2 separate regions of the Homo sapiens genome follow, and region 1 is linked to region 2. The links are chromatin loops, found by intact Hi-C in ENCODE. Cell type or tissue: mammary epithelial cell. All regions are shown on one strand. Each heading gives the region's core, and the rest is flanking DNA. Links, peaks and the distances in the headings are about the cores only.

What was found. A loop is a pair of places that touch in the nucleus more often than their neighbours do. Peaks named below come from ENCODE experiments on the same cell type or tissue, not always from the same donor. Only the 100,000 strongest peaks of a DNase experiment are listed, where the experiment ranks them.
Region 1: a loop joins it to region 2, with 17 times the contacts of the local background. A loop is called at or near these places in 2 of 110 quality-filtered maps.

Annotation. Positions count from the first base shown.
Region 1 is chr16:9,251,635-9,267,555 of GRCh38, forward strand. No RefSeq gene overlaps it. Among named protein-coding and RNA genes, the nearest start is that of LINC02177, 96 kb to the right of the region's middle. RefSeq lists an enhancer at 6,858-7,152. In mammary epithelial cell, for the core only: CTCF peaks have their summits at 4,666 and 7,016 (motif pointing right); no DNase peak of the experiment used is centred there.
Region 2 is chr16:10,247,847-10,263,767 of GRCh38, forward strand. LOC105371078 (a long non-coding RNA gene) reads right to left here and starts at 4,797. Exons shown (of 3, transcript XR_001752077.1): 1 at 4,468-4,797. RefSeq lists an enhancer at 11,423-11,472. In mammary epithelial cell, for the core only: a CTCF peak has its summit at 9,143 (motif pointing right); no DNase peak of the experiment used is centred there.

The DNA of each region.
Region 1 (15,921 bases), core at 3,969-11,968, 1.0 Mb before region 2:
GCCATGGTTTGGCTTTTTTAACTTGGGAGTCTTATTTGCAGTGAGAATGGACCTGAAGGCATGTGGGTGTGTGGGGTCTTCATTCCAGGTGATGTGAGGTGTTCTTTTGTCCTCAGCAGCTCATGTGAGGAGCCTTTATGTATGTGTATGTGTGTAGATGTGTTTGCATGTGTCTCTGTGTGAGTGTATGTTTATGTCTGTCTGTGTATGTATGTGCATGTGTGTATACATGTTTCTGTGTGCCTCTGAGTTCGTGTGTATGTCTGTGTAGGTGTGTGCATGTGTTAAGGTAAGTGTGTATAGATATGTTAATGTGTGTATGTGTGCACATCTGTGTGTATGCATATGTGTATGTGTATCCTTGTGTGTATGCCTGCACGTGTGTGTATGTGGATCGCTGTGTGTTTATGTATGTGTACATGCATATGCATGCATATTTATGTTCTATGTTCATATCTGTGTATGCATGGCTGTATGTGTTTATGTGTCTCTGTATGAATACATATGCATGTGTAAATATGTGTTTATATTTGTGAATCTATGTATGTGTCTGTGTGTGTGTGTGCACATGTGCTATGTGTCCTGTGTGTGTGTGTGCATGCATGTTGCTGGTAACTTCAGTGGGAGTGAGGATGAAATGTGACTTCCAAGGGGATAATGTGAGTCTGGGCTGGCTCAATACACAAGAAAAGAAGGTGATGATGAAATGATGTTTCCTGACCTGGTTCAGACCCAGGTACCACCCTTGCAGGGTGATGCTCGAACCATGTCCAGGAGAGAACCTAGAAGGTGGAAGTTCTGCAAATCATGTAGATCAAATGCTATTTACTAGAGCGTTCCCTTCTCAAGCCAACTTCCTCTCCCTTTCTCCCATTCCTCTCCTCTCAGCTTTCTGGTAACTTCCAATATGCTGGGAGCCTTTCCCTGCTTTCCCCCTACAAAGAGATAGGCACATCACCCATGACTGGCCACAGGAATTCTGAATTCCTCTGGCCACAATGATTGGCTCAACAAAAGCATGTTACCCACCCCTCCTCCCCCAGGCAAATCGGAACTCTTCCTATCATGGGCGAGTTGCTGTTAATTGGTATAATCAGCTGTGAAGATGATGTATGAGCTGTCAGGTCCATTTTCTAGGTGGAAAGAGTTTATCTGTGAACACAGCCAAGACTGAAGAAATTAGAACAAAGAAAAGGTGAGATAGTGTCCTGATGATTTATTTCATATGTTCCCCTAGATCCAGCCTTGCCTGAATGCAGATGCACCATTATACCATGTCAAATGCAGAACAGTAGGTTGAACTCAGGTGCTCATCCAAGCAAAGAGGTGGCTTGGGGTTAGTGTGTGTGTGTGTGTGTGTGTGTGTGTGTGTGTGTGTGATGTGCCTGGGGGAAGGCATGCATCTTGCAAATGCATGTTTAGCAGATATTATACAGCAGTGTCATAGATTCAGACTGGGGAACTCCAGAGGGCAGAACCAGAATTCAAGGGTTGGAGGACCCATGAGGGAAATTTTGGCTTTTTCTAAGAAAGAGATTTCTGGCAAAGTGCCTCAAAGTAGAAGGGTTACCTCAAGAGAGTGAGTCCCCCATCAGTTCCCCAATCCCTGGAGGATACCAAGTGGAGATGTGAGTCATGGATGATGTATCAGTCAAAACTCTTCTGGAAACTTCTAGTATTTTGAGTAACCTCCAAACTGTTCTCCATAGTGGTTGTACTAGTTTACATTCCCACCAACAGTTTACAAGGGTTCCCTTTTCTCCACATCCTCACCAGCATTTGTTATCACCTGTCTTTTGGATATAAGCCATTTTAACTGGGGTGAGATGATAACTCATGGCAAGCGTATTAGTCTGTTTTCACGGCTGCTTGATAAAGACATACCTGAGACTGGGTAATTTATAAAGAAAAAGAGATTTATGAACTCACAGTTCCGTGTGGCTGGGGAGGCCTCACAATCACGGTGAAGGGCGAAAGGCACTTACATCTTACATGGTGGCAGACAGGACAGAATGGGAGCCAAGCGAAAGAGGAAACCCCTGATAAAACCATCAGATCTCGTGAGACTTACTCACTACCATGGGAACAGTATGGGGAAAACTGCACCCATGATTCAATTATCCTCCACCAGGTCCCTCCCATGACATGGGAATTATGGGAGCTACAATTCAAGATGAGATTCGGGTAGGGACATTGCCAAACCGTATCAGCAAGGGAGGAAATGTATTGGTTCATGTAGTCAGGAAGAATTCTCAGATAGCTTTTGTAGAATTGAAGGAGGTGGAGACTGTCTGCTTCCCTCTGCCTGGCTCCATCTTCTGCTTTGTCCATGTGGTGGGGAAGATGGCCACCATTGCTCCTGATTCCACATCGTCCTTCACAACCCTGACTACAAGAGAACGTCACAGGAGAGGACTCTGTGTGGCTCTGCTTGGATCGTATGCCCACTCCTGGAGCAATCACTGAGCATGATTGGCCAGGTCTGGCTGGGTCATGTGTCCATCCCAATGATTGGGAGTAGAAATTACTAGAAGTTACTAGAAGAAGGGTAATGGAGGAAGATGTGCTGGGCTTCTGAAGACATTAGTCACTATGGTCCACTATGGATGGTGTGGGGTGGATTCAACATAAAGTGGGAAGATGTCTGTATCACTTCTAAGGTACTTTGACACACAGTAAGGATGTTAAAAGCACTTGTTGAAGGAATGTATAAAGATTCATTCCTGTGTCTCTGTTTTATGATTTTAGTCTGTCTTGTTAATACCTTGCAGTTGACTTTGCCATGGTAGGTTTTTTTTCTGACCAGCACAGGAGCTCTTTTGCTTGTGTGCTGTGGGAGGGACACCTTGAGGTGCCCTCTGGCTACTGGCCACCTCACTCCACACCTCTCAAATAAGGCACCTTTTGGAGAAGACATTTCCATGTTGGGACACTGTGGATAGTAATTTAGAATTACCAGATGGTGATTAAATCCTTCTTGCTTATTGTCGTGATTCCCTGAGCCTGTCTGCCACCCCTTCCTTCCCAAGTGTTCTAATTAGTCAAAGTTATATGAGAACAAAATTATAATGAGGAATATTCCTTGGTGGGGGGGAAGCACTGTTGGAGTTCCTTGGACTTGCCATCAGTGGAACTCTTGAATGAGGTTAGTAGAGTTAAAACAACTATTCAGGGAGTGGAGATAATTGTAAAAATATTTGATCAAGTTTGTTGGAGCAGGTTGCCTTTTGCAGGTTCCATATTTTGAAGAAAATGCTGCTTTCCGTAGAATCCCAGCTATCTCTGCTCTGGTCTCTACTCTTCATATCATAGCCTGAGTAGTCCTACTAAAGCACTCCTTGCTCAGAAACTTGTAATGGCTCCTTATTGCCCACATCAGGAATGGCAAGTGTAGACTAAGTGTGCTGTTATCCCCCATTCCTACACTCAAGGCAGACATCACTAATCAATTACAGCAAGCCTCAAACTCCTCTCCTTACTGCTTCTCCCCATAGCTAGCTATCAACTAGGGTGGATCACAGGAGGAAACCTATGTGCCTTCCCAGTTCTACAGTGTCAAGGGTCAGGCTGCTTAGTCCAGCATTTGATGCTTTTCAGAGCCTGTCTCTTTACTTCTTCCAGTAAATTTTCTGCTTCAGCTAGCTCCCTGAACTCTCATATGCTCATTGCTTACTGGGCTTTTGAACAGTTTTCTTCTCAGCTAATAGGGGAGCTGTTAAGCATATAGTTTTTGGAATTAAACTCCATGGGTTCTGGCAAAATCAAAATAAAAATGTGGTGATGAATTTCTTAATTTAATGTTTTATTTGGGAAGAAAGAATTGCAGTTTGGGGCTTGCACACAGACTGGGCGGACTTTGGTACATTTGAAGAACAAAGAGAAAGTTGGAGGTTTTATGGCAAAGAGAAATGTTGTGTATTGCTTGTTGAGAATGTTCATTGGCTCTAGACGTTTCTGGGGAGCTGGCAAGCTTGATTGGTGGGCGATGGCAGTAGATGAAATTAGTCCTAGAGTTGCAGCACTTTATCTCAGCAGTTATCGATAAAACTAGTCTCAGGTTACAACAGGCAGTCTCAGCAGCTGGACTTGCAGAGAATAACATTCTTGCAGCAATATTATGTGTCCTGAGTGCATTTTCCCCCCTGACTTTTCAACTCTTTTTTAGTTGGGTGTGACAAGAATGATGAAGTTCATATGATCAACATTCACAATCCAGTTTCAGCTCTGCCACCTTGGAATTGGGCAGCTTTGAGTAAAATATGTAATTATGAAGCCTCACCTTCCTTATCTGCAATTTGCAGATGATAATAATATCTGTTTCCAGGGTTAATGTGTGGGCAAAGGAAGATAATTCGTGAAGGCCCCTAGCACATTATTAAGTCTTGAGTGAGCTTTATATTGTAAAGTGGTATTGCAACGTCTATTGTAGTGGTTTTGTATCTGACACTCTTGTTGGTATGTATTAGACATATGTCCGTTCATTCCACTATCTGTCCATATTATTCCCTGTCTGTTCCTTGTCCTCCTCCATTGCCTTTAAGGCACAGCTAAAGCTCCCCCTCCCCACTGATCTGCCTTTTCCTGTTTTCTAGCATTTCAGAGGCTGCCACATTGGTCAACCCCAGAGGCAACTTCACCTGCTTTTCTGAAGCCGTCCTCCAGGGGCGCCATTCCCATAGACTACAAGGTGAGAGGTGGCGCCCCTGGAGTCGTGGCACCTGGTGTCCTATTTCTCCAGTCACATAAGGGGCCAAACTTGCCTTCTGCAGGAGACTGAATGCTTCTGAGAGCAGAGGCTATGCCTTAAGCACCATCGTGTGCCTGGCATGCATTAGGTGCTCAGTCCACGTGGGTGGAATGAATGGAGAATAGGAAAGGGCTGAGGTACCATCTGATTTTTCCCAGGAATTGGGGCAGTGTTGATGGTCAGTGATGGGGTAAAATACTGAAAACCACATGGATGAATAATGCAATATGGTAAAAATAAAGTCAGATAGAAAACTTCACATCCCCTTTCCCTCCATCTCTATCCAGGAGGGCTCTGAATGCTCATCAGTGGCCTAATGGCTTCCTTTAGTGCCCTCCATGGTCAGCTCAACAGGATGCAACAGGGTTTTACCACCTCTGGACTAGTGGTGTCTTGGGCCACATCGTTCTTTGTGGTAGGGGCTGTTCTGCGCACTGTGGGATGTTGAGCAGTGTCCTTGGCCTCTACCCACCAGATGCCTGTAGCAACATCTCTCTCACCCCCTGGTTATGACAACCAAACATGTCTCCAGACATTGCTGGCTATTTCCTGGAGGACAACATTGTATCAGTGAAGAAACAGTGAGATATTAAACAGTTGTACCTGCAGGTCCCCGACTAGGTGACAGCCATCTGCAAGCAAGGTAAAAGATAGGAAAAGTGAGCCTGTCATTTTACCTATATTTAATTTAGCATTTTGAGGCTTGGCATGGTGGCAGCAGGGATGGATAGCCTTCCAATGACCTGTCCAAAATCTTAAGGCATGAAATTGGACCTTGGCTGACATGGACAATGGCTAATTTGTTGTTGTTGTTGTTTGTTTGTTATTAGGTGAATAGTGACTTGGTTGCTTTGGAAAGCAGCGGGAAGGGAAGGAACTTGAGAGATTTCTAGGATTCTGGAGATGGTGCAGTCTGGTAAAGCTTCTGTCTTTGGGTCAGGTTGACCTCCAGGGCACTGGCATGTCACGTGGCCTGCAGATCTCTCAAGAGTCTTCTTTTCTTTCCTTTCTTACCTGATTAACAGCTTTGTGGGCTCCACTAGAGTCAGATCTTCTAGGAAGGCTTCTCTGGTGCCTATCCTGTCAAGCTAGATCGGGGACCTTCTGTGATCCCATATCCCTCTCCTCCACCCCATATTTATTCCGTCACAGTCCTTAATGTATAGGGGTCCACGTGGCTACCTGTCAGTCTCTGCCACATGGCCATGAACTCTATGTCTCACTTACGTTTGCACATCCAATGCGCAGCATAAGGGCCTGACACATAGTAGGTGGTCATCTCTTCAGTTTCCTACCAGGGGCTAACTAAGCTCTTTGCACAATGGTAATCAAACAAATGGCAGTCCCCAGCTCATGGAGCAGAGTTTCATGTGTCACGATCCTGAGCCTATCCTCATCCATCTCCTGGAATCTGTAGAACACTCTGGGAGTCTGATGTCCCCCAGGCCAGGAAACAGAACCACTGAGTCAAAGGATATCAGATTTCTTCTTGGATCCTCATATAACCTTGTGAAGCAGGATCTATGAGGAACACACCCATTTTATCATCGAGGAGACTGAGACCCAGAGAGGTTAAATGACCTGCTCAAAGTCAGACAGTGAATTGGCAGCAGAGTGTGGGTGAACCTGGGACTTTGAACTCTTGATTAATGCTTTGTTTGGGTTCTGGGTGTAGAGGACAAACTCTGGAGTTGCAATCATGGCTCTGGTAGGTACCAGCTCTATGACCTTGGCCAAGTCACTTAACTTTCCCAACTCTTGATTTCCTCATCTGTAAAATGGGCATCATTCTAAATGTCTTTGTAGGGTTATTTGTAAGCATCAATGAAATGATCCATATGAAGAAAGCTCTTGATCCACATGAAGAAAACTCTCCCAGGACACAGTTGCTGCCATGTATAAAACCCAAATACTCCTTTGCAGGGTGCAGTGCAGAACCCAAAGGGATCCATGATCTCATGGCCAGAACAGCCTCCAGGAAGAAGATGCACAGCTTCCTGAAACCGCACATCCCTCCTTCCTCCTGGGAGCCCAAATTCCAAGAAATGCAGCTAAAATTGGCCCTCAAACAGCTTTTGCAGAGCACGTCGCAGCTTTTTTTGGGTCTAGAGAGCCAGTTTCCATGATGAAAGTGGCACAGAAGGAGAGACCCAGCTAAAAACAGCCACCGCCCAGACTGGTGTTAACAGAATGCAGCCTACCCTGTTGTTTTGGGGGTTTAGACGCTTCGACTTCCGCAGCAGACCTCCACATTGCCACTAGGTGGTAGTATCGCAACACCTGGCAGGAACTGCACCCCAGGACCTTGACAAAGGGGCTGGGAGCCACTTCTGAAAATCATGCCCATCAAATACGCACCAGCTACAAAATTCTGCACCAGATTATTTCCCTTTTATTTGGGGGCATTTATTTGCATTACATGGGCTCTGTGGAAGTGTCTCGTCTAAGGGCTTAGTGCTTTAGTGTCTCAGAAGCAAAGCGAAAGAATTGTCCATGGGTAACATCCTAGCCACATGGCCCCGTGGGTGTCCCTACTGCTAGCAGATATGTGATCCCTGCAGCCCACTTCACTTAGGAGGTTCATGATGCCTTGAGTCCAATGTAGTTGAAGAGCTTGCCTCGATTAGGAGGACGCATAGCTTGCCTAGGTGGTCCGTTGCTGTCCTCTTTGAGTGCAGCGATGGAGTTCTAGCTCTGCAGTGTGGCTGCCTTGTGCTGAGGCCATTAAATCGTCTGGAGAACGGGGGCACTCGTGAAGCCTGCCTCATGGCTGGTCCTTCCCCTGCGAGGAATGGATGAGTGACAGATGGAGGTTTCTTAGGTGGTGTCTGGCTCATAGCAAGGGCTCAAATGTTAGCTCCTTTTGCTATTTTCTCAGTATCTCCAGTGACTAGTGTGTTTTAGTCACTCAACCAAATGGTAGCACAGTGATCCTCACTGTCCTCGTTTAGGTGACAACAGACGTTAGAGGAATGAGTTCATGGTCTCGATTTTCAAAGTGTGGTCCTGGGCTGGCAGCATCGGCACCACTGGGCTCTTGTTGGAATTGCAAGGTCTGGGCCTCTAGTTCAGCCTGCTGCAGCAGAATCTTACTTAACAGCCTCTCTAGGGGGTTTGCGACACATTGAGGTTTGAGGAGTGCTGCTCTGAAGCTCCTTCTGGCTCCCGAATGCAGGGATTCACCCCAGCCTGGGGTGAGCTCTGTCTCTCAGATTCATATCTTTGGGAACAACAGCAGCCAGTCCAGCCCTGCATTTTAACCTTTTACTCTTGCTTTTCCCAAATGTTGTCTCCAGATGCCTCTGCGCTTGGGTGTGTTGGGGTGGGAGGGTGGGGCGATGGGGAGTCGATGGGGGGCCTCATGCTGCCGCAGATTCGGATTTTGCTGGGCTCAACATGCTTTCCCTGAGCTTCCAGATCCAGATCCTCACTCCCCAAGATCCTGCCAGCTTCCCTGTCTTTGCCTACAGCATCCTCTTCATCACCCCAGTGACCAGAAAATGCACTGTTTCCAACCAACCCCTCCTTTTCCCTCACTACCTTGGCCACCAAAGCATCTCTTGCACCCCAGTTTTTCTCTTTGGGTGCCGCTGCTCTGGCTCTTGGTTGTCTAGAACTTTGGGAGCCACCCCAAATCTCCTAAAGGTCCCCCTGACCCCACTTCTCCTCCCCCAGCTCCTGATCTTATCTCACACATTTCTGTCTGATGGAGTCCTCCAAGCTGACCCTTGCACTTTAATGTCCAACATAGAGCTTCCCACTGCTGATTCAAGGTCTGCCCTCCCTTGCGTGGTAGCCAAGGCCTTCTGTGATCTCCTAACGACCTCCAAGTTACCTTTGCGGCTTCATCTCCAGCTTTTTCCTCTCTTATTCTAGATCAGGGGCCTTCGGGCCAAATCTGGTTTGCAGCCTGCTTTTGTAGATAGTTTGATTGGAATCCAGCCACCCATGTGTTTACTGATTGTCTATGTCTGCTTTCACAGTATCAGGGCAGAGTCGAATTGTTTCAACAGAGACTGCATGGCCCACAAGGCCTGAAATGTTTACTCTCTGGCTCTGTGCAGAGAAAGAGTGCTGACCAGATCTAGATCCAGCCAAATGGCACCATGCACTTGGTCCCTCACACACATCCTGGCCTTTACCATAACCTGGTTTGGCCCTGGGGGGTCTGTCGATTTGCAAAGTCCTGGCTCATTTCTGCCCATAGTAATTTTTCCCCACCTGGAAGGTCCACCTCCAGTGCCACCGAATTTGGCATTCTTTCAGCAAACATTTATGGAAATCTGGCAGGTGCCTGGCATGTTGTGTGCTGGGGAGAGGTCCTTGCTCTCAGGGAGCTGGTGCTGGAGTTGCTGACCTGGCCCCCGTTCAGAAGCACCTCTAGAACTTCATCGTGAGAGCTCTTGGCCTTTCATTTTATTATTGTCATGTCTTATTGGCCTTGAGGCCAGGTGCCTGCCTCCTATTTCTGTAGCACTTGGCACAATGCCCAGCACACAGGGAAGGTCATTATAGTCCATTGGAATAAATGAATGAATCTCTCTTCTCCCCAGAGTCCTTGTCCGGGTTATCATGCTGGGGGCTGGATTCCACCTCCCCTGTGCTTCCAGCTGTTTCTGGAATCCCATTTCAGGCCAGATGCTATTTACATCCATGCTTCTCAAACTTTCACGTGCAAAGGAACCACTGGGAAACTGTGTTACAATGCAGAGGCTGGTTCTGTGGGTCTGGGATGCAGCTCTCATTCATTACCAGATAGTGCTGAAGATGCTGGGCCGTGGACCACACTTTGAGCAGCAAGGATTGGTTTTCGCCCCGGATTTCACACTAGAGTCATTTGCAGGCTTCTCAGTGCTCACACCTAGACCTTACCCAAGATCAGATGAATCAGTGAAGGGGGATGTGGTGGGGCCCAGTCTCTCCAGGTGATTTTAATGTGCAGCCAGCATTAAATCTTGACCTAGAACCACCAGCCTAGAACTGTGAAGCTGCTTTCCAAATGAACCCCCCTTCTAACATCACTACCACCTAGAGCAGTGGTTCTCAAAGTCAGGTTCCCAGACCAGCAGCACCTGCATTGCCTGGGGACTTGTTAGAAATGTGAATTCTTGGTTGCAGCCCAGAGCTACTGAATCAATCTGTGCTCTAGCAAGCCCTACAGAAGATTTCCAGGCATGTGTAAGAACCACTGTCCTAGAAATGTTTGACCTTGGGTCCACCCAGCGACTCCAAACTGGTCTTTCTGCCTCTGGTCACACACCATCCAATCTACTCTTTATTTTGTAGTGAGAGTAATTTTCCAGAAACGTCAATCTGACTAGATTACTCATCTGCTTAACACGTTCCAAGGCTCCCTCCCCATTGCCCTCAAACCCGTGCGTGGCAGAAGTCTGAGGACTAAATCTTCCTAGCCCACCTCCCACCACATCCTGTCTTGGCTCCCCTGTTCCAGGAACATAGAACCATTTATATACCATCTTTGGAGAAATGCCTATTCAAGTCCTTTGCCCATTTTTTAATTGGGTTATTTTATTTTATTTTTTGTTGTTGCATCTGGGAGCTTTAAAAAATACTGACATCTGGGTCCCATGCCCAGAGAATCTAACTGGTTTTGGGTACAGCTTGGGCACAGGGTTTTTCAAAGCCCCCCATCCCTCATCTGATGACCCCAATGAGTATTCAAAGTTAAGAACTTCTGAATTTAGCCAGAGGTCTGTTCTTTGAGCCTAGAAAAACCTATTTAATAAGAGATAGAGGAGGCCGAGTGGGGTGGCTCATGCCTTTAATCCCAGCACTTTGGGAGGCCGAGGCGAGTGGATCGCCTGAGGTCAGGAGTTCGAGACCAGACTGGCCAACATAGCGAAACCCCATCTCTACTAAAAATACAAAAATTAGCCGGGTGTGGTGGCAAGCGCCTGTAATCCCAGCTACTTGAGAGGCTGAGGCAAGAGAATCGCTTGAATCCAGGAGGCAGAGGTTGCAGTGAGCCAAGATTGAGCCGATGGACTCCAGCTTGGGTGACAGAGTGAGACTCCGTCTCAAAAAGGAAAAAAAAAGAGATAGACAAATTGTTTCTTTTGCTTAAGGAATCAGGTATCTTGGTCCAGCTAGCAGAGGTTAAGGTTCTTGATGGAAGACTCAGCTATTTGAGTCTCACTGCTGGGCCAATCAGACACAAGCCTGGGTATATTTGGATGTTGGAGGATTTCACTCAAGCCCACTCAAAGGGGAGGAGATTGGAACTAACAGTCATTGCATACCACACACATTCGTTCACTCTTTTAAAGGCTGTCAGGCCAGGTAGGTATTAATGTCTTGAGATCATGAACTAGTGAACGGTTTATGAGCTTTTTAAAAGCTACCTTTCATCAGGAACTTTAACCTCTGTGAAGTACTTTACGTCCATTTTCTTATTCAATTATCACATGAAATATAAGTATTTTTATAGACGAAGTACTAGAGTTAGAGAAGTGCAGTTAAGGCTGCACAGCTCATGGAGACAAATGAATCTGCATTTGAGATCCTAGATCCCCTCCCCCACCCTCTTTTTGAGACAGGATCTCACTCTGTCATCCAGGCTGGGGTGCAGTGGCGTGATCACAGCTCCCTGGAGTCTTGACCTCAGGGCTCAAGCAATCCTCCCACCTCGGCCTTCCTGGGACTATAGGAGCATGCCACCATGTCCGACTAATTTTAAATTTTTTTTTTTTTTTTGGTAGAGATAGTGTCTCACTATGTTGCCCAGGCTGGTCTTGAATTCCTGGGCTTAAGCAACCCTCCTGCGTCTGCCTCCAAAGGTTCAGGGATTACAGGCATGAGTCACTGCGTCTGGCCCCTAGATCTCTTTTAAAAATAATCCCTAACTCCAGTTTCCCAGCCCTCTCCAATATTAAGCAAACATTAAAAAAGAAAAACAACTTAGTTAAATTGAACGCAAGGAATCTGCAACTTAGCAGGCAGCATTTATCTGCATGCAGATTTCCCCTGATCGGCTCCCGCTATCATGGGAGAGATTCTAACCCTTGTTGGAGGACGCGTTCAAAGTTGTGTTAGTAAAAATTACTTTATGTAATGAACCCTTAGATCAATTCTTATTGAAATGAGCTGGAATTAGATTTTTGCTCTTCCCGTATGTAATGCTTTCAATTCAATGATGAATTACTGGAGTCAGCAGCTATCTGACATTGCGATGCCGTGCACAGCATGCTATGCCTTTCTTGTTTGCTAGCCCTTTGCGGAGGGAAAGCAGACCTATTGAAGTGCATTTTTTAATTTAGTGGGGCTGTTCGATAGAAGCTTTTTACTTTATTGAGGGAGAATTTGCCATTTTAACATTTAAATTCACTTGTTTTCACAATCTTTTTTGGGTCCTCGTGTGAATATTAATGATTATATGTACATGCAAATACATTATTTGTGTGACTTCGGGCAAGCCACATCACCTCTCTGTGTGTTTTCTGTTTTCTCATCTTTGAAAGGAGAGGGCTGGATCAGGTCTCTGTTTGCCAAAATTTTGTAGATCTGTGTTAAGAAAAAAAAATCAGAGGAATATTAGATTCAACAAAGTCAAGGTTTCTGCCTTTTCAATTCAAATTGTTTCTCTCTTTTATTTTTTCTTTTTAGGGACAGGGTCTTGGTGTGTCACTCAGGCTGGAGTGTAGTGGTGTGATCATAGCTCACTGCAGCCTCGATCTCCTGGGCTCAAGCAATCCTCCAGTCTCAGCCTTCCAAGTAGCTGGGACGACAGGCGTGCCACCACACCCAGCTACAAATTGTTTCTTTATTCTTTTCAGTGTTCCTGTCCCCAGCCTGTAAAGTAGGAGCTTAATCTAACACTTCTGCCTTCTCAAGGGATTATGGAAAAGACGCTTCAGCTCTGACCTCTTTATTCCTCATGCAAAGAAGAATGACTCATATCTCTAGAAAGATGGGGAGAAGTTATCATATCTTGGCCGTTTTTACCAGGGCTGGGGACACTTCATCCAACAGCTGACCTGGCCACCCACAGTCATTTCTCTCCACACTTGTTAGGGTGTGAGGCCAGCTGAGATCCTCTGTAGAGAAGTCTGAGGAAGCATCTGCAGTATGTATTGTAAAGTTATTTGACTATATGCAAATGTTCTTAGAATCATGTCTTCATGGAGAAGCAAATGCTTTATTATGTTGCAATGACTCTCTCTCCCTAATATATATTTTTTACTAAAAAGCCATTTTATTTGGTATTAATATGGCCACTCACCTTTATTTTGTTAGTATTTGGCTGATGTATTAGGTTGGTGAAAATGCAATTATGTTTGCACCAACCTAATATCTTTGTCTGTTCCTTTACTTGCTATATTAAAACCTTCCTATATTTTTACGTTTTAGCTTTTTTTTTTTTTTAACAGTAGATAGCTGGATTCCCTGCCCCGTCCCATCTAATTTGATAATCTCTTTTAACTGAGATGGTTATTTCCATTACATTTATTGTGATTATTGATCTATTTGGATTGTTTCTCCTGTTGTAACTTTTTTGAGGTTTCATTGGTACAGCATTTTTATATATATATATATATATATATATATATATATATATATATATATAATTTATCTTTTTTGGTCTATAAAAATTAAGTTTTTTTCTTATTACTTTTTTTTTTCTTTCCTGAGATGGAAGTTATAATCTCTGCTTTTACTCTTTAAATTATTATCTTTGAAATTTTACTAGGCACATGAGACTTTTAATGTTAGTATCTTTTACTTTTAATGTCAGTTTAACTTTTAATGCAGTATCCTTTTTTTTTTTTTTTAATTTTAGAGGCTGTCCCTCAGGCTGGAGTGCCATGGCATGATCATAGTTCACTGCAGCCTCAAACTTCAGGGCTCTAGGCAGCCTCCTACCTCGGCCTCATGAGTATTTTGGATTACAGGCATGCACCTCCACAACCGGATAATTTATTTTTTATTTTTATTTTCTGGAGACAGGGCCTCACTGTGTTGCCCAGGCTGTAATGTTGGTATCTTGACTGCCATCACCTTCCCACCATGCCTGATGATATGAAGATCTCAGACTACTTTAACCCTAGCCATTTCTTTCCTAACTGACACATTCTCATTGCTGAGGACTTCAGTTCTTTTTATTAAGCCTACTTGTTAGACAGCTATATTTTATGAATACAGTGGTTCTTTAGATTAACCTACGTGTTTTATCCTTTTTCCCCTTTGCTAATCTTCTTGAATCTCAGGCCTTCTTATTTGGGTTCATTTTCATTCTCTCTCAACTACATCCTTTAGAAATTATTTTAGTTGGCCTATTGGTTAAAGCTTTATTTTTATAAGTCTGAAAATGTCCTTATTTTGCTCTTATTCTTGAGATACAGTTTTGTTAGATCTGCTATTCTAGCTTGACAGTTCTCTTTTTCTCAACCCGATGAAGAGAGAATTTTGATGACTCTTGTCGCTACCGTTAAGAAAAGTCCAGTTGTTGATGGTCTAATTGTTACATCTGTGCTGAGGGTTGTTGCTGGTTTCTTCCATCTGCTGCTGGTTTAAGACTTCCTATTTGTCTTTGATGTTCTATAGCTTTACTACATTGTATCTAGGAATAGGCTTCTTTTTAACTTAGTCAGTTTGGTGTAAATGGTACCCTTGTATCTGTAGATTCATGTCTTTACTAGTTCTGGAAAACTCTCAGTTTTTGCCTTTTCAAATAAACTCATTTTTATTCTCTCTCTTTTATTTTCTGGGATTCAAATTAGAATATATGTTACAATATCATATTCTGCCCTTCACAGCTCTGAATGTCTTATTTGCTTATTCTTGCCTTTGTGTTGCCCTCTATCTTCCAGTTTATGAATTTCCCTTTTTAGCTGTGTATAATCTGCTTTTTTTTAAAAAGAAAAACCATACTTACTGAGTTCTAATTTCAATAATCATAGTTCTATTTTATAGATTTTCTTTGGTTTCAAGTGTATCTGATCATTTTTTGTTGCTTGCTCATTTGTGAGTTTATATTGGGCCAATCTTAATCTGTGAGAATACTGAGGACATAGATTAAAAATGCTTTCCTTTAGAGAGGATTTTGCATTTTTGCCTTGCGAGAGCCAAAGGCACTGTCTGTTTTTAGCTACCTGGATTAATAGTGTAGGGTCGGGTCCAATCCCCACATCTTGCTCTTATCCTGAGACTTGTACTTGACTGCCACACTGATGTTGCCTTATGCGTGTTTGTCTGATCTGCTTAAGCTTCAACTTAATTTTTTGGCCCCTTGGAGATTTCCCTTGCTTCTTGTGATCCCACTAATAACATTTTATTTTCTTTAGGATTTAGTCGTCTTGTGTGAAGAAGTCCTTTAGAATATCTAGTCCATATATTGTCAGAGCAGAAGTCAATGTCTAGATTCCAGACTCCCTAGTAAAGTAACACAAAGCCTTCCTTTACCATAGGTCATCCCAAATAAGCCAGAAACTCTCCATTTGGGGATAATAAAGCATTTCATTCCTCCTCTGGCTTATGGGTGGTTCAGAACCCAGAGGGGCAGAGGGGTGAGGCCAGTTGCTGCCTCCAGACCACCACACTAACATTCACCATGAGCCCCCAAGAGAAGAATGTGGAACTCATATTTGCCACACTTTTTGGTCCGCAGAGCAGTGTACAGAGGGCCCCTCAGGGCTGGTGCTCAACAATACACCTGTTTAGATTAAAAGGGGCGGGCGAAACAATTTCTAATGACCCTTCTGGAAATTTTTGAGGCTCTTATTTCATATTAATGTGCAACTCCTTGATTGTATTATTTGATGGTCAGGAACATACAGACAAGATGCCCCCTTCTCCTTGGTAGATTGTCTCATTTTAACACATGAGAACAACGTGGAGATGAACTGTAGGAGGTGAACACTATGTTCATATTTCTAGGGTATCTTCTCCCCCTCTCCAAATTGCTGCTGGCTTTTATGAGGCAGTAACTTACAGTTAAATACACAAATACAGGCTGGGCGCAGTGGCTCATGCCTGTAATCCCAGCACTTTGGGTGGCCGAGGTGGGTGGATCACCTGAGGTCAGGTGTTCAAGGCTAGCCTGGCCAACATGGTGAAAACCTGTCTCTACTAAAAACACAAAAAATTAGCCAGGTGTGGTGGTGCATGCCTGCAATCCCAGCTACTTGGGAGGCCGAGGCTGGAGAATCGCTTGAACC
Region 2 (15,921 bases), core at 5,318-13,317:
GTCAGGTTCCCGAGTAGCTGGGACCACAGGTGCATACCACCATATCCAGCTAATTTTTAAATTTTTTGTAGAGACAGGTTCTCACTATATCGCCCAGTCTGGTTTCAAATTCCTGAGCTCAAGCAATCCTCCCACCTCAGCCTCCCAAAGTGCTAGGATTACCGGCATGAGCCACCATGATAAGCCCCTTCCTTTTTCATAACCACCAAAGGCCATGTTTAAATTATTGGTGCATCTTATCATCAAGAGCATTTTTTTTTTCTTTGAGACAGAGTCTCACTCTGTCACCCAGGCTGGAGTGCGTTGGCGTGATCTCAGCTTACTGCAACCTCCGCCTCCCGGGTTCAAGCAATTCTTCTGCCTCAGCCACACAAGTAGCTGGGATCACAGGCATGCACAGCCATGCCCAGCTAATTTTTGTATTTTCTAGTAGACACAGGGCCATGTTGGCCAGGTTGGTCTCAAACTCCTGGCCTCAAGCAATCCTCCCACTCCAGCCTCCCAAGTAGGTGGGATTATAGATGCATGCCACCATGCCTGGCTATTTTTTTAATTTTTCGTAGAGATGGGGGCCTCGCTATGTTGCTCAGGCTGGTTCAAACTCCTGGCCTCAAGTGATTCTCCTGCCTCATCCTCCTAAAGTGTTGGGATTTCAGGCATGAGCCAATGTGCCCAATGTTTGATTTTTTTTTTAAGTGTGTGGCAGGGGAGAGGTAGAAAGATAAAATAGGGATGAATGGGTGGATGGAAGGATGGATAGATAGATAGGTAGATGACAGATAGATATTTGATTGATTGATAGACAGAAACACAGGTAACTCCAATGCCATCAGTCACCAGTTTACAACAAGGACAGAGAAACTTCCAGCTCAAGCCATCTCACACTTTACTTTGAGGACCAAGCACATCCCCAGTAGAGTTACACAGTTGTTTTTTTTGTTTGTTTGTTTGTTTGTTTGTTTGTTTTTGAGATGGAGTTTCACTCTGTCGCCCAGGCTGGAGTGCAGTGGCTCAATCTCGGCTCTCTACAACCTCTGCCTCCTGGGTTCAAGCAACTCTCCTGCCTCAGCCTCCCAAGTACCTGGGATTACAGGCGCACACCACCACACCCAGCTAATTTTTGTATTTTTAGTAGAGATGGGGTTTCACCATGTAGGCCAGGCTGGTCTCGAGCTCCTGACCTCAGGTGACCCTCCCACCTCAGACTCCCAAAGTGCTGGGATTACAGGCCTGAGCCACCGCACCTGGCTGAGTTACACAATCTTGCAGGAGAAAAATGTGATTACTTACCAGGCATAAGAGCTGCTGGGGAGTGGCTCTGTGGTTAAGTCACTCTGTGGTCTTATTTCCATTTGTCTCTGTTACATGTCTAAAGAAAGTAAGGTCGACCAGCCGCGGTGGCTCACGCCTGTAATCCCAGCACTTTGGGAGGCCAAGGCAGGTGGATCACCTGAGGTCAGGGGTTCGAGACCAGCTGGCCAACAGAGTGAAACCCCGTCTTTACTAAAAATACAAAAATTAGCTGGGTGTGGTAGCACATGCCTGTAATCCCAGCTACTCGAGAGGCTGAGATGGGAGAATCGATCGAGCCCAGGAGGTGGAGGCTGTAGTGAGCCAAGATCACGCCATTGCACTCCAGCCTGGGTGACAGAGGGAGACTCCAATTCAGAAAAAGGAAGTAGGGTCAACGAGATGCCCAGAAAAGAGTGGGGATGGAGGCGCACTCCCTGAAGACTCCCAACGGGGAGGAGGGGGAGACGGGGATTACATACACCCCACCCTTCTGCATAGCACTTGTCCCAACTGTAATTCAGTAACAATTGGTATCATCATCCAAGGATTATCTCCCTCCACGGACCATAGATTCCATGCCAGCTGCCCCCTGCATGTCCTGCCCACTGCAGCATCTCCAACAATGAGCTGGGGTGCTCATTACTTGTTTGTTGAATGAATAAATGACTGTAGGTAATAACTGCACTGTCTGAACCAGGATCCCAACAAATGAGGCTGTGACACATGAGATGCCCAGAGGACAGCTGAAATCAAAGCTGCCTTTAAATATCTGGGCTACATCATCACCTTCTGTGGGGTCAGCTTTTCTTCTGTCGGCTTAGCTTCATCATCTCGTGCCTCAATGCTAAGGGGTCCGCTTTGTCTCTCTCGGTCCCGGCCATCTCCAACCCAGGAAGGAATGTGGAAAATGGGGCTTGAGAAAGCAAGTCAGGGTGCTCCGGGCCATGTGGAATCAGGGTCTGAAAGAACACCAGAGCCACTCAGACAAACGTGTAGACCTGTTTGGCATCTTTATTTTCCTTCTAAGTACCAATTACTCATCCTGGGCCCAAATGGTGGCAGGTTTCCTTCCCCAAGGGGATAGATTGCAGAAACCAGAAGAGAGAGGTGGGTAGGGGGGAAGCTGAGAAGGGCAGGAGGGGAAGCCTGCACAGCACCTTCGCTGCTAACTAGGCGAGGGGGAGCATTGGAGAGCTGCTACCTCCAGGGCAGCTGCAGCCTCCTGCAAGGTTATCTGTGGCGGGCACAGGCTCAAAAGCAACGGGGCAATAAAAGTGAGTCATTGTCACCCAGCATGAGCCAACTCAGCCACTCGGGGCTCGGTGAAACATGTCCCCAGATGCAAAGTTACTCAAATTCTGGAATGAGTTTTGCCTGAATAAAGGACATTAAAATGTCCGTGCCCATAAAGACCGGCTGCTGTGCAGTGCCAGCATGGCTGATGGAGCCAGGGTGATCAGCTGACAAGCACCACCTGAAACGAGCTTCGGGCTGGAGACAGACAGTGCCATACCCTCTAGAGACATCTGTCCTCAGGCTCCTAACCCAGCTCTGTGGCTGCCTGGCTGTGTGCCCTTGGGCAGGGACATCACCTCTCTGATCTTCGCTCCTCTAAATGATCTCTAAGGGCCCTCATACACGGAAATTCCATGTAACAGCAACAAAGAGCCTGTGTGTTACTCTTCCCAGGGTTGGTGTTTGCATTTTAACAAAAAGTGTCTGCACTCTCCAGCAGCCTACTGATGAAGTGTACAGGTTCCTGAATCCAGTTGTTCAGGTTCAAATCCCGGTCCCGTCATTTATTAGCTCTGTGACTTCAGGCAGGTTGCTTAACCTCTTTGAGCCTCTGTTTCTTCACACCAAGGATAACACAACCAACAGAAAGGCAGGGAGTCTTATTCCAAATACGCAGGTATCCACCTTTTGATTGGGTTCCCCAGTGATTCCAGGCATCTTTTGGCTAAGGTTTCTGGAACCTTCTGTTTGGAGCAGAAATTGGAGCATCATACTGGCTACTGCCATTTGCTGTGCGGATAAGTTTGCAGAGGCCCTCAGCCATCATGCTCGCTCTCTCTCATTACACTGCATTTTCTCCTTTGTAACATCTACTATGATCCAGAATTACCTAGTAAATTTATTTACTCATTTATTATCCATATCTCTCCCCTGGATTTAAGCTCCATGAAATCACAGACCCCATCTAGCTCATGACTATCGATTCCCATAGCATAGCATCAGGCACACAGCAGGTGCTCAATACACCTGTGGCTAAACGAACAAATGAACGGATGAACGAATGAATTGCCCTTATCTAGATGCTTCTCACCTCAGCCTTCCCAAAGTTTCTCCGTATCCCTGCTTTGCAAAAAAGGAAACTGAACCCTCTGGGGTGGAAATGACCCAAAGTCACAGGGCAGTGGCTGGTACACAGGTCTGACTAACTCAAAACCCCACGTGTCACCCCCTTCCAGGAAGGTGTAGACAGAAGCACCAAAAAGGGGTTAGGGGCAGGAGCTTTGGGTCTGTCCAGCCCAAGTTCCATTCTAGCACTCCTTGGGCAAGTCACTTAACCTGAGGCTCGGTGTCCTCATCCACAACATGATGATGATACCATTAACATGTTCTTCATCAGAGTGAGAGTCTCAGGACGATTAAGCCTACTTTGCACAGCGCTGGGCACAGAGCAGGCCCTCAATAAATGGCAGCTGTTGTTCATTACTACTTCTACTGCAAGCTTTTCATTTTTTTTTTTTTTTTTAATTTTTAGTAGAGACAAGGTCTCACAATGTTGCCCAGGCTGGCCTCGAACTCCAGAGCTCAAGCGATCCTCCCGCTTACGCCTCCCAAAGCACTGGGATCACAGGCGTGCACCACCATGCCAGGCCTACTATGTCCTTTCCAAAAACCACACGGGGCTGGCCTCTTTGCCCAGCTCACCATTTTCTCTCTCATTTCACTCCCTCCTTCTCTCTGCCACCTCCACAGAGAAGCATCCCAGCACCCAAGCAAACCCCTTCCGCTCTGTTTCACTCCCCCCAGGCGGAGCCCACGCGTGGGGTCTTGTGCGCGTGGTCCCGCGGCAGCCCACAGCCCTCTGCTCTCCGTTTCAGGCTGTGCACCCCGGCTGTCCGCACTCCCGGGCCTCAGTCCTCCCCAGCCGCCCCCTCCACCCACCTGCATGCCTGTGGCACGAGTGGGCACACGTGTTCCCGTCGCATGTGGAGCCCGCACCTGTGGGAGGAGAGCCAGCCCGGGCTGCCGCCGCGGCGGCTGAATCAGGACAGCAAATCTCGCCACCCCCTCACTCCTTAATCCGTTGCAATCTGGCTTCCTCCCTACGCTGCCCGAAGCTGCCCTAGCCGGGGTCGCTGATGATTCCCACGCACCAAGTCCAGCATCTTCTCTACGGTCTGGTCCGGGTGTGTCGCTTGGGAACGTCTGATTTTCATGACCACCACCCCACCAGCACTCCCTCCGCTAACTCCCTCCTCCTCGGACCCTGCCTGCTCCCCTCGGTGCCTTCCCCACTCCATTGTGGGCCCTTCCTGTCCAGATTCTCTCACTCCCACACCTTTCCGCCCAAAGAGCATTTATGGAGCTCTTGCCCTGTGCAGAACGTTGCTGGCCTTGAAGGGGAGCAGGCGGACCCTGAAGGAGGCGGTGAGCTCCTACAGTGGGGGCTCAGACTGCAGCTTCGGTGGCCTGCAATCCGTTCCCAGCTCCTGGCCAGGTGCAGTGGCTCAGCCTATAATCTCAGCACTTTAGGAAGTTGAGGCAGGATTGCTTGAGCCCAAGAGTTCGACACCAACCTTTAAATTGTTTGCCTTTAAATTTCATTAAATTAAATTTCTTTTAAATACAAAAAATCCTGGGCTTAAGCAATCCAGGAGGCCAATTGGCCCTGCTAATTTCATTTAAATTTTTCGTTGAGATGGGTCTTGCTGCGAGACCCTAACCCTAACCTAACCCTAACCCTAACTATCTCTGCGAGACCCCATCTCTACAAAACATTAAAATGAAATTAGCCGGGCATGGTGACAGCCGTGGTCCTAACTACTTGGGAGGCTGAGGCAGGAGGATCACTTGAGCCCAGGAGTTTGATACGAGCCTGGGAACATAGCGAGACCCCTGTGTCTATGAAAAAATGTAAATGAAATTAGCACGGCATGGTGGCCTCGCCTGTAGTCCTGGCTTCTCAGGAGGCTGAGGTGGAAGGATGGTTTGAGCCCAGGAATTCAAGGCTGCAGTGAGCTATGGTCCCACCACTGCACTTCAGCCTGGGTGACAGAGTGAGATCCTGTCTCTAAAAATGAATTTTTTTTTTTTTTAATCCTAGTTCTGCTGCCTTGTTAGCTGTGTGTCTTTGGGCAGATAGCTTACCCTCGCTGGGTCTCAGTTACCCCTTGGAAAACGAGGATCACCGTGGGATTTGCGTGAATGCCTGTGAAGTGTTTAGCACTGTGGTTTGCATGACTGCCTCACCCTACTCTATTTTCTGCACAGCAGCCAGAATGATCTTGAAACATAAATTAGATCTCGGCAGCTGCTCGCCTAAAACCTCTTCAAAGGTTTCTCGTTGCCCTTAGCATAAAATCCAGGCTCTGCACGATGTTTACAAGTCCCTGGCGATGCTCTGATCTCATGTTGGGTTACGCTTCCCTTGGTTCAGAAATCCCAGCCACCCTGGCTTTCTTTAATATTAAATTTCATTTTAAATAATTAAAATATAAAGAGTAAATTATTTAATGTACTAAATTAAATAATTTCATTTAAAATTTAATGTCTAATACCTAAATTAAATAATTTCCTTTAAAATGTAATGTCTAATACCTAAATAATTTCATTTAAAATTTAATATCGAATACATCAAGCTTGCTTCCACATCAGGACTAGTGCGGTGCCACCCCCTCCACTTGGAATGCAGAGCACTGCCTTCTGTCCATCAACCACGTGCCTCAGGTTTTCTCTCCTTCCCATCCTTCAGGTCTCAGCTTCAATGCCACCTCCTCAGGCCTTCCCTTACCACAAGGGAGGAGATACTGTCAATGTCCCACTCAGATCCTTGTCACCAGGCCAGTGGACCCACCCCCAACTGCTGTAGGTATCAGCTACTTAGGGCTCATACCTGAAACCTTCTCTAAAGGATTAACTACCTGGCTTCTCTGACTTTCCTTTCACTGAGAGCAGCCCCTCAAAAAATCACTGGCACAACAGTTGCCATCTCAGACTGCCTCTAGGGAACGGAACTTAAGATACATTTTTTTTCTTTATCTTGGTTTCTTTCAGAGCAATTATTATTATTATTATTATTATTATTGTTTTAAGACAGGGTCTTGCCAGGTGTGGTGGCTCACTCCTGTAATCCCAGCTCACTCCTGTAATCCCAGCACTTTGGGAGGTCAAAGTAGGAGGATCACTTGAAGTCAGGAGTTTGAGACCAGACTGGCCAACATGGTGAAACCCCATCTGTACTAAAAATACAAAAATTAGCCAGGCATGATGGCAGGTGCCTGTGATCCCAGCTACTCGGAAGGCTAGGGCAGGAGAATCTCTCAAACCCAGGAGGCAGAGGTTGCAGTGAGCCAAGATCGTGCCACTGCACTGCAGCCTAGGTGACAGACTGAGACTCTGTCTCAAAAAAGAAATAGGATCTCGCTATGTCACCCAGGCTCGAGTGCAGTGGCACAATCATGGCTCACTGCAGCCTCGAACCCCTGGGCTCAAGGGATTTTCCCACCTCAGGAGACTCATGACTACAGGTGCATGACACCACACCTGGCTAACATTTTATTTTATTTATTTATTTTTGACACAGAGTCTCGCTTACCCAGGCTGGAGTGCAGTGGCACAATCTCGGCTCACTGCAACCTCTGCCTCCTGGATTCAAGCAATCCTCCCACCTTAGCCTGCAGACACAGACCACCATGCCTGGCTTTTTTTTTTTTTTTTTTTTTGAGACGGAGTCTCGCTCTGTCACCCAGGCTAGAGTACAGCAATGCAATCTCAGCTCACTGCAACCTCCGCCTCCCGGGTTCAAGCAATTCTCCTGCCTCAGCCTCCCAAGTAGCTGGGACTACAGGCGCACGCCGCCAAGCCCGGCTAATTTTTTGTATTTTAGTAGAGGTGGGGTTTCACCATGTTGCCCAGGTTGGTCTTGAACTCCTGAGCTCAGGCAATCCGCCTGCCTCACCCTCCCAAAGTGCTAGGATTACAGGCATGAGCCACCACGCCCGGCCAATATTTTTTATTGTTAGCGAGGTCTATGTTGCCCAGGCTGGTCTCAAACTCCTGGCCTCAAGTAATCCTCCCACCTCCGCCTTCCAAAGTGCTGGGATTACAGGTGTGAGCCACTGCGCCCAGCCATTATTAATTTTGGAAAATATTTGGTACATTTCTTTCCTCTCTCTCCCTCACTACAGGGGAAGTTCCATGAGGGCAAGAATCACACCCGTTTAATCCATCACTTCACCCGCACACTTGGCGTGGGGGCCTGCACGTAGGAGATGCCGGAAGAGCTATTTCTTGAACTCAGGAAATGAGGCATCGTGTGTTTCCAGGGATTCCTCTCTAGTTTCCCCTCTTTTGACCTTCCTCTCAGTCCACTCTTAGATGATCCTCTTAGGATCTCAAACTCAGTGGGTCCCAGTGTTGATCCATCATCTACCCTCAGGAGAGGAGCTCTCCCCTGCCTTTTCTACCTCTGGCAGTAGCACCAGCCTTCTGGTGCCAAGGCTAGAACTCTGAGTGCCATGTCTGACTCATTCATCACAGCCATCCCCATAGCTAATCAGTGCCTGGACCTGTCTAAGACGTGTTGACATTGTCCCCTTCTCTCCTCTCCCCGAAGCTCCATGCTCACAGCCTTCAAGCCAGCCCAAGCCCCGGTTTCCTCATTCCCAAGTTGCTACAAGAACTCTTAGTAGGAACTCCCCACATCTAGCCCTCACCTCTCCTGCACCCATCTTGCACCAACCTGCTGGACTAACACTGCCAACACTCACCAGGAATCACCTCCCTCCCTCTGGTAAAAACCCTAAGAAGCCCACAGAGCCATGTCCCGTTGTCTTGCCTAACCTGGCATTCAAAGCCTCCAGTGATAAATCCTCGAGCCACCTCTTCCAACCTTGTCATTAATACTACAAAAGGTCAGGGAACACTTCTTTTAGGAGGTGACATTTCAGCCAGATCTGAACAAGGAAGAGCAACAATACAGAGCTGTTTTCAGATGTTAGGGTACTTCAGAACCCCCTGGGAATGTAAAAATATACGCAAATGCCTGTAGTGATGGAGATCGTTTGCTTGCTTGTTTCTTTCTTTGTTTTTAGCAATCCCTCCAGGACATTTTGTAGTCAGGCTTAGAAGCCACAGGTGGAGGGACAGACACACAGATGGACGAACAAAGAGACATAAATTAGTAAGTTATAACCTAACCATAAATCCCAGGCCTGAAAGCACAAAAGACCCTGCCATTCACTTTTTCTGGGAGAATCAGAAAGATGTCCAGGAGGAGAGGGTCTTTAAGCATCGTCTGAAGGGGTGAGCAGGGTTTGCAAAGCAGAAGAAAAATGGTCCTCATTAACATAGTGGAGAGTTTAAAAAAAAAAAGTGTACCCAGTGCAAAAGCTGGGAAAAAAAAAAAAGAATGGAGAAACTCACAGGCAGAGAGGGCAGCTCCTGTGAGAGGTCCCGGGCTGCGGCCAGTAGGTGACCACCAACGGGAGGCAGTGACTATATCAGGATGCCGAGGGGCCCCAGGGAGATGCGGCTGAGGTTGGAGTTGGGGCAGGTGAAGGGGAAGGACTTTGTGGGGTATCTGAGGAAGATGGAGTTTCTCCTGAGGCCACCAGGAGGCGCCAGACGTCAAGCGGGGCGGGGGGCGGGGACGGGCTCGGTAACTTTCCTCTGCTGAAAACAGCCCTGAGCAGGGTTAGCAAGGATTAGCCGTGGCAATAAAGGGCTTATAAGGAAATTAAAAGGTCTAATGAGGGCCATAAGGATGATTTATACCCTTTCTGTAGCATGCCTCTTCCTTGTACTAGAATTCATGTATGCCTTTGTCCTGTCTCCCTAATGAATTGTGGGGTACTCATAGAACTAAAACCCGTGTAATGATTAGCTGAAGCAGGGTTTCTCAACCTTGGAACTGTTGACATTTGGGGCTGGTAATTCTGTGTTGTGGGAGGTTGTTCTGTGCATGTTAGGGTGTTTAGCAGCGTCCTTGGTTTCTACTCACAAGATGCCAATGCACCTCCATCTCAACTAGTGACAAGCAAAAATGTCTCCTGACATTGCCAGCTGACCCGTGGGAGCAAAATCACCCTCAGTGGCAAACCATTGGGTTAAAGGGGTTCTGCAGGCTCTAGCAGGATCCAAATCTGGGCTCTGCCACTTCCCAAGTAGGTGATCTTGGGCAGACTACGTCACTCCTCTATGCCTCCATTTTCTCATGTATCAAGAAGGGATTTTTAAAAAGTATTGACATCAGCATCAGTGTAAGAATGAAACACAGTGATCCAGCCAGGCACAGTGATGCACGCCTGTAATCCCAGCCCTTTGGGAGGCTGAGGCAGGAGGACTGTGTGAGCCCAGGAGTTTTAGACCAGCCTGAGCTACATAGCAAGACCCTATCTCTACAGAAAACAACAACAAAAAAAATTAGCCAAGTGTGGTGGTGCACCTGTAATCCCAGCTACACAGGAGACTGAGGCGGGAGGATCGCCTGAGCCAGGAGCTCAAGGTTACAGTGAGCTATGATCATTCACTGCACTCTAGCCCGGGCAACAGAGGAAGCCCTTGTCTCTAAAAATAGAAATAATAAATTAATAAATAATAAAAATAAATACAAGGCTGGGCCCGGTGGCTCATGCCTGTAATCCCAGCACTTTGAGAGGCTGAGGCGGGAGGATCACCTGAGGTCAGGAGTTTGAGACCAGCCTGGCCAACGTGTTGAAACCCTGTCTCTACTAAAAATTTAAAAATTAGCTGGGCATGGTGGCGGGTCCCTGTAATCCTAGCTACTCAGGAGGCTGAGGCACAAGAATTGCTTGAACCCAGGAGATGGATGTTGCAGTGAGCCGAAATCGTGCTACTACAGTCCAGCCTGGGTGACAGAGCAAGATTCCATCTCAAAATATAAAAATAAATAATAAATACAATGACAAATGCGAAGGCCACAAGGTAAACACTCAATGAACACCAGGCCTCTGAGGACACAAGGGATAGTAATGGTTATGGTAACCTCAGTGTTAGCAACTACAGCCTAACTCAAGAATTCCCCGAAGATGTGTTCCAAGGAATAATGAACTCAAAAAGTAGTTTTATTTAAAAAGGTTTTCAGGCCAGAAAATGCAGGACACCCAATTCCTTTTTGAGCAAATTAGGTATACTCAGTTAATTAAGACTCCAAGAAGGCCTGCAGTCATCATTACTCGATTTGAAGCTCTGGGAAATGAGGAGTGAAGTCTAACTCACTACAGTATCCCCCTTCCTAGCATAATGCTGAGGAACACTCAATAAGAACGTGATAAATTGTGGGCAGAGGATTACCCAGGTGCCGAGGCAAGAGACTGAAGGCACAAACTGTTTCAGTATAATGAAGAAAATAGTTACAATTAGAATAGTTATAATAGAAATTAGATATAGAGATGATCATGGACATTATCAATCATTAGTATAACCATTATTAATCATTAGCCTTTAATATTACTGTTTGTTTAATTACTGATATAACAAAGGAATAACCAGCGGGGATAGGGTCAGGTGCTGAAGAGACATTGTGAGAAGTGACCAAGAAGGCAAGAGGTGAGCCCTCTGTCACGCCTGCATAAGGGCCGCTTGAGGGCTCCTTGGTCAAGCGGTAATGCCAGTGCCTGGGAAAGCACCCGTGACTTAGCAGACCATGAAAGGGAGTCTCGCTTTACTTGGAGGACTCAGGGAACACTCTGCTCCACCACCTTCTTGTGGGAGGTTGGATATTATCCAGGCCTGCCCACAGTCATCTGGAGGCCTAAACCCCTCCCTGTGGTGCTGTGCTTCAGTGGTCATGCTCCCTGTCCACTTTCATGTTCCTCCTGTACTCCTGGTTCCTCTTTGAAGTTCTTAGAAGATAGCAGTAGAAGAAACAGTGAAAGTCTTAAAGTCTTTGATCTTTCTGATAAGTGCATAGAAGAAAATGCAGATGTATGCTGCCTTCTCTCTCTGCTTCAGCTACCTAAAAGGGAAGGGCCCCCTGTCCCATGATCATGTGACTTGCTTGACCTTATCAATCACTCGGACAACTCACCCTCCTTACCCTGCCCCTTGTCTTATATAGAATAAATATCAGCCCGCCCAGCCATTTGGAGCCACTACTGGTCTCTGCGTCTTGGTGGTAGTGGTCCCCCAGGCCCAGCTGTTTTTCTCTTTACTTCTTTGTCTGGTGTCTTTATTTCTTATCATCTCTCGTCTCCACACACGGGGAGAACACCCAATAAGCCCCGTAGGACTGGACCCTACAATAAATGAATAAATTAACTGAATATTTACATGAGTAAACTTGTTAATTACAGAAGTCAGCTTAGCTGAGTTTCACCCAGTGTTTTCCAAGCTCTATGGACCACTGCACTACACAGATCCCTAGGACTAGAGCCCTACAGATGTGCTTTAGAAAAAAAGTAAAGAGACAAAAATAAAAAATAAAAAAATTTTAAAAATATACAAATATACTTTGGAAAATGTAGCCCTTTCCCAGAATGGTAAAGCAAAAGTGAGTGACTCAGAAGGCAAGGACGATGACAGGACACATTTCTGGGATCTGAGTTTCACGGGGGCTTCATTAATTTAAAACATTTTTTTTTTAAATCAGAGTCTTGCTCTGTTGCCCAGGGTGGAGTGCAGTGGCTCGATCTTGGCCCACTGCAACCCCTGCCTCCCAGGTTCAAGCAATTCTCTTGCCTCAGCCTTCCCGGTAGCTGGGATTACAGGCATATGCCAACACGCCTGGCTAATTTTTGTATTTTTAGTAGAGACAAGGTTTCACCATGTTGGCCAGGCTGGTCTTGAACTCCTGACCTCAAGTGATCTGCCCTCCTCAGCCTCCCAAAGTGCTAGGATTGCAGGCGTGAGCCACCATGCCTGACCTCATTTAAAACATTTAATTCAGCTCCAAAATGAGCCCTAAGAGATGAAAAAGCAAAAGCATTCTTGACCAAGTAGACTCTATTTTTTAAAAAGAAATATAGCAATCTCTGGTGCCATTTTGTGTGCAGTAAAGCGGTGAAGCAAACATCCTCCATAGAGGTGACTGTCACACGCGTCCGTGTGAAGAGAGTCCATCAAACAGGCTTTGTGTGAGCAACAAGGCTGTTTATTTCACCTGGGTGCAGGTGGGCTGAGTCCAAAATGGAGTCAGCAAAGGCTGGTGGGATTATAACTAGTTCTTTAGGTTTAGGATAGGCGTACAAAGTATATTCTTAAGGGCGGGGAGAATATTACAAAGTACCTTCTTAAGGGCGGGGGAGAATATGTGTATCAGTTAGGGTGGGGCAGGAACAAATCACAATGGTGGAATGTCATCAGTTAAGGCTATTTTCACTTCTTTTGTGGCTCTTCAGTTGCTTCAGGCCATCTGGATATATACGTGCAGGTCACAGGGGATACGATGGCTTAGCTTGGGCTCAGGGACCTGACCGTGGTATCAATCTCACTCCTCACATCCAAAGAAATGTCTAAGGTTGTAGCTCCCACACCCCAAAAGATTAAATTTCTCTCAAGTCATGATTCTATTCCGTAACGATTCTATCCGATGGTGCTTATGGCAAAAGTCAAGAAAATTGCCTATTGCAAACTCAGTTCCAGTTTCTGATTTTTGAGGGATGTGTTTAGACTACTGCCCCCCTTGTTTGCGTCTAAAATTTCCATCCAGATGAACAGTAAGCAAAATAAGTGATCGTGGAAAAACATACTCAAGAGGCACAAAAGACTTTTCGATAGCAATGGGAAAAGCCTTAGCCAAAATGAGGGCTTACATTTGCAACGTGCCCATTCCATGTCAGATACTCTTCTAGGTACTTCTCACATGCAAACTCATCTAATTAGGGGGTGGATCTTATTATGATTCCTGTCTTACAGATGAGCACATTGCAGCTCAGAGAGGTAGAGTGACTGGACCCTTGACACACAGCCAGTAAGGGTGGGAGCTGGCATTGGATCATAGTCTTAATGTCGTAACCGAGTGAGTTATAGAGAAACGCCACACTCTGAGACTAATTCAGGAGTCCTTTACTGCCGGCGACCGAGAGACGGCTAGAGCTCAAAAACTCTGTCGGCCTCGAAGAAGGGGCTAGATTTCCTTTTATATCTTGGTTTAAAAAGGGGAGGGGGAGCCTAGCTGAAGCAATTTCACAGAAGCAGAACAGGCAAAAAGTTAAAAGATAAATGGTTACAGAAACAGTTACAGAAAAATAAACAGTTCCAGGTGCAGGGGCTTAAACTATCACAAAGAGATAAATGCAGGGGCTTTGGGTACCATCAACCGAGCGAGTTCCCAGGAGCTGCTGGTACAGCTTGCCTCAGTATCTTATCAGTAAGTGCATTCCTGGATGCCTGGATGTGCTTGGAGTCAGCTTGTACCAGTTATGTCCTTAAGGGAGGAGGATAAGGGGCTGCAAGTGAAGAAACGAAAACGGAGTCTGTCTGGCTCTCTCAGCTAAGTGACAGTCAATCAGGCTAAAACAAGGTAGGGTATCACATTAACGCTACACTCCACAGCGTCAATAATTTGCAGTAATCACCAATGCTACTTTTAAGAAGTTTTAATATGCACTTTGGTTATCCATTTATAACTTTAATACTAAAGTTAATTATCACGAGGCCAGTCATGGTGGCTCATGCCTGTAGTTAATACAAAAATTAGCCAGGCATGGTGGCATGCACCTGTAGTCCTGGCTACTTGAGAGGCTCAGGTAGGAAAATTGCTTGAACCAAAAAGGTGGAAGTTGCTGTGAGCCGAGATCGCACCACTGCACTCCAGCCTGGGCGACAGAGTGAGACTCAGTCTCAAAAATAAATAAATAAAAAGTAAAAACATAAAGTGAATTATCTGGTAGAAGTATAGGAGGTATGGAGGGAGAAAGTATCTACACCCAAGACACATTAGAGTCCTTCCTGAGGCACTTAAGTCCCAGACCCTGGGACACTAAACGACATGAAAGGCAAGAAATAGCTACCATTTTGCAATTCCGTATTATTCCAAATATACCTCTTACTGCCTTTTTTCATGCTCCTTGTATTTGCTGAAGAGGTTTAAAACAAAGAGTAAACTGCAATGCCAGCTCAACTTGCATAATTCTAATGAATCGATTCCAAACAACATTCAAAGCAGTAATATCCTCACCCTCACTTCCTCCAGGCCCACCCCTAAATCAAAAATAAAAAATGGCTTGATCCCTTTACAAACACTAGACTAGGAACTTCACTTATAATATCTCATTTAATCCCTAGCTTAAACTGACAAGCAAATATTAGTTCTCATTTTACAAATGAGGAGACTGAGGTTCATAGTGGTTCAGTGTCTTGCCCAAGGTCACACACCTAGTAAAGGACATGAAGAGGGTTCTGAACCACGTCTGTTTTCAAAATCTCCAGGTTCTGCTGCCTTCTGTATTTCAAGGTGGTTTCACCAGAGAAATCCCCCAAGCCCCAGAAGGAAAAACAAACAAAAAAACAGTTATATTCCAATGTCCTCACAAGAACTGGAGGCCGGAGGCCATGGCTCATTCTTGTAATCCCAGTACTTCGGGAGGCCAAAGCAGGAGGACTGCTTGATCTCAGGAGTTCAAGACCAGCATGGGCAACATGCCGAAACCCTGTCTCTACCAAAAATACAAAAATTACCTTGGTATGGTGGTGCATGCCTGTAGTCCCAGCTATTTGGGAGGCTGAGATGGGAGGACGGCTTGAGCCCAGGAGACAGATGCTGTAGTGAGCTGAGATCGTGCCACTGCATTCCAGCCTGAACAACACAGCAAGACTCTGTCTCAAAAAAAAATTCATTTTAATTTTAAAAAAAGAACTGGAGATAGTATAAATGTTATTAAACTTGAGTGGTGCTAGTTGAGAACTGTGACCAATTAAATAGCTACTTCCTCTGTTCTGAACTGCATCCAGCCTGTTGATGAGATTGGCAGATCAGCGCTTTGAGCCGTAATGTGAAGAATCTCAGGAGAAGAAAAGAGCAGATAATGGCACTTCACTATGGGTGGGGCTCAGTGGAGAGGCCAACACTTGTAAGAATTGTGTTAATAGCAATGTTTCTGGGATCCCTGCAGTCAACCAGAATGTGACATGTAAAAAGAAGTTTATTATTTTTTCCATATTAATACTGATCAAGTGCAGACATAAAACCTCTCTGCAGGTTTCATTTCTTTTGGATACAGGCACATTTTGCCATTTTCAAACACAAAATCTCTGTGACCAATGCTTGCTCATGAAAGGCTAATAATAATGCATTGACTGCTACAAGCTATTTTTTGTTCTGGCTGAAACTTTGTGACACTCCCTAGGTGAAGCTTTTCTTCCAGGGTTTTTACAAGGTCACTGCTGTTTTCTAGGGCACTCGTCCCAAACTGTGGAGGTGAGAGTAGTGCTGGA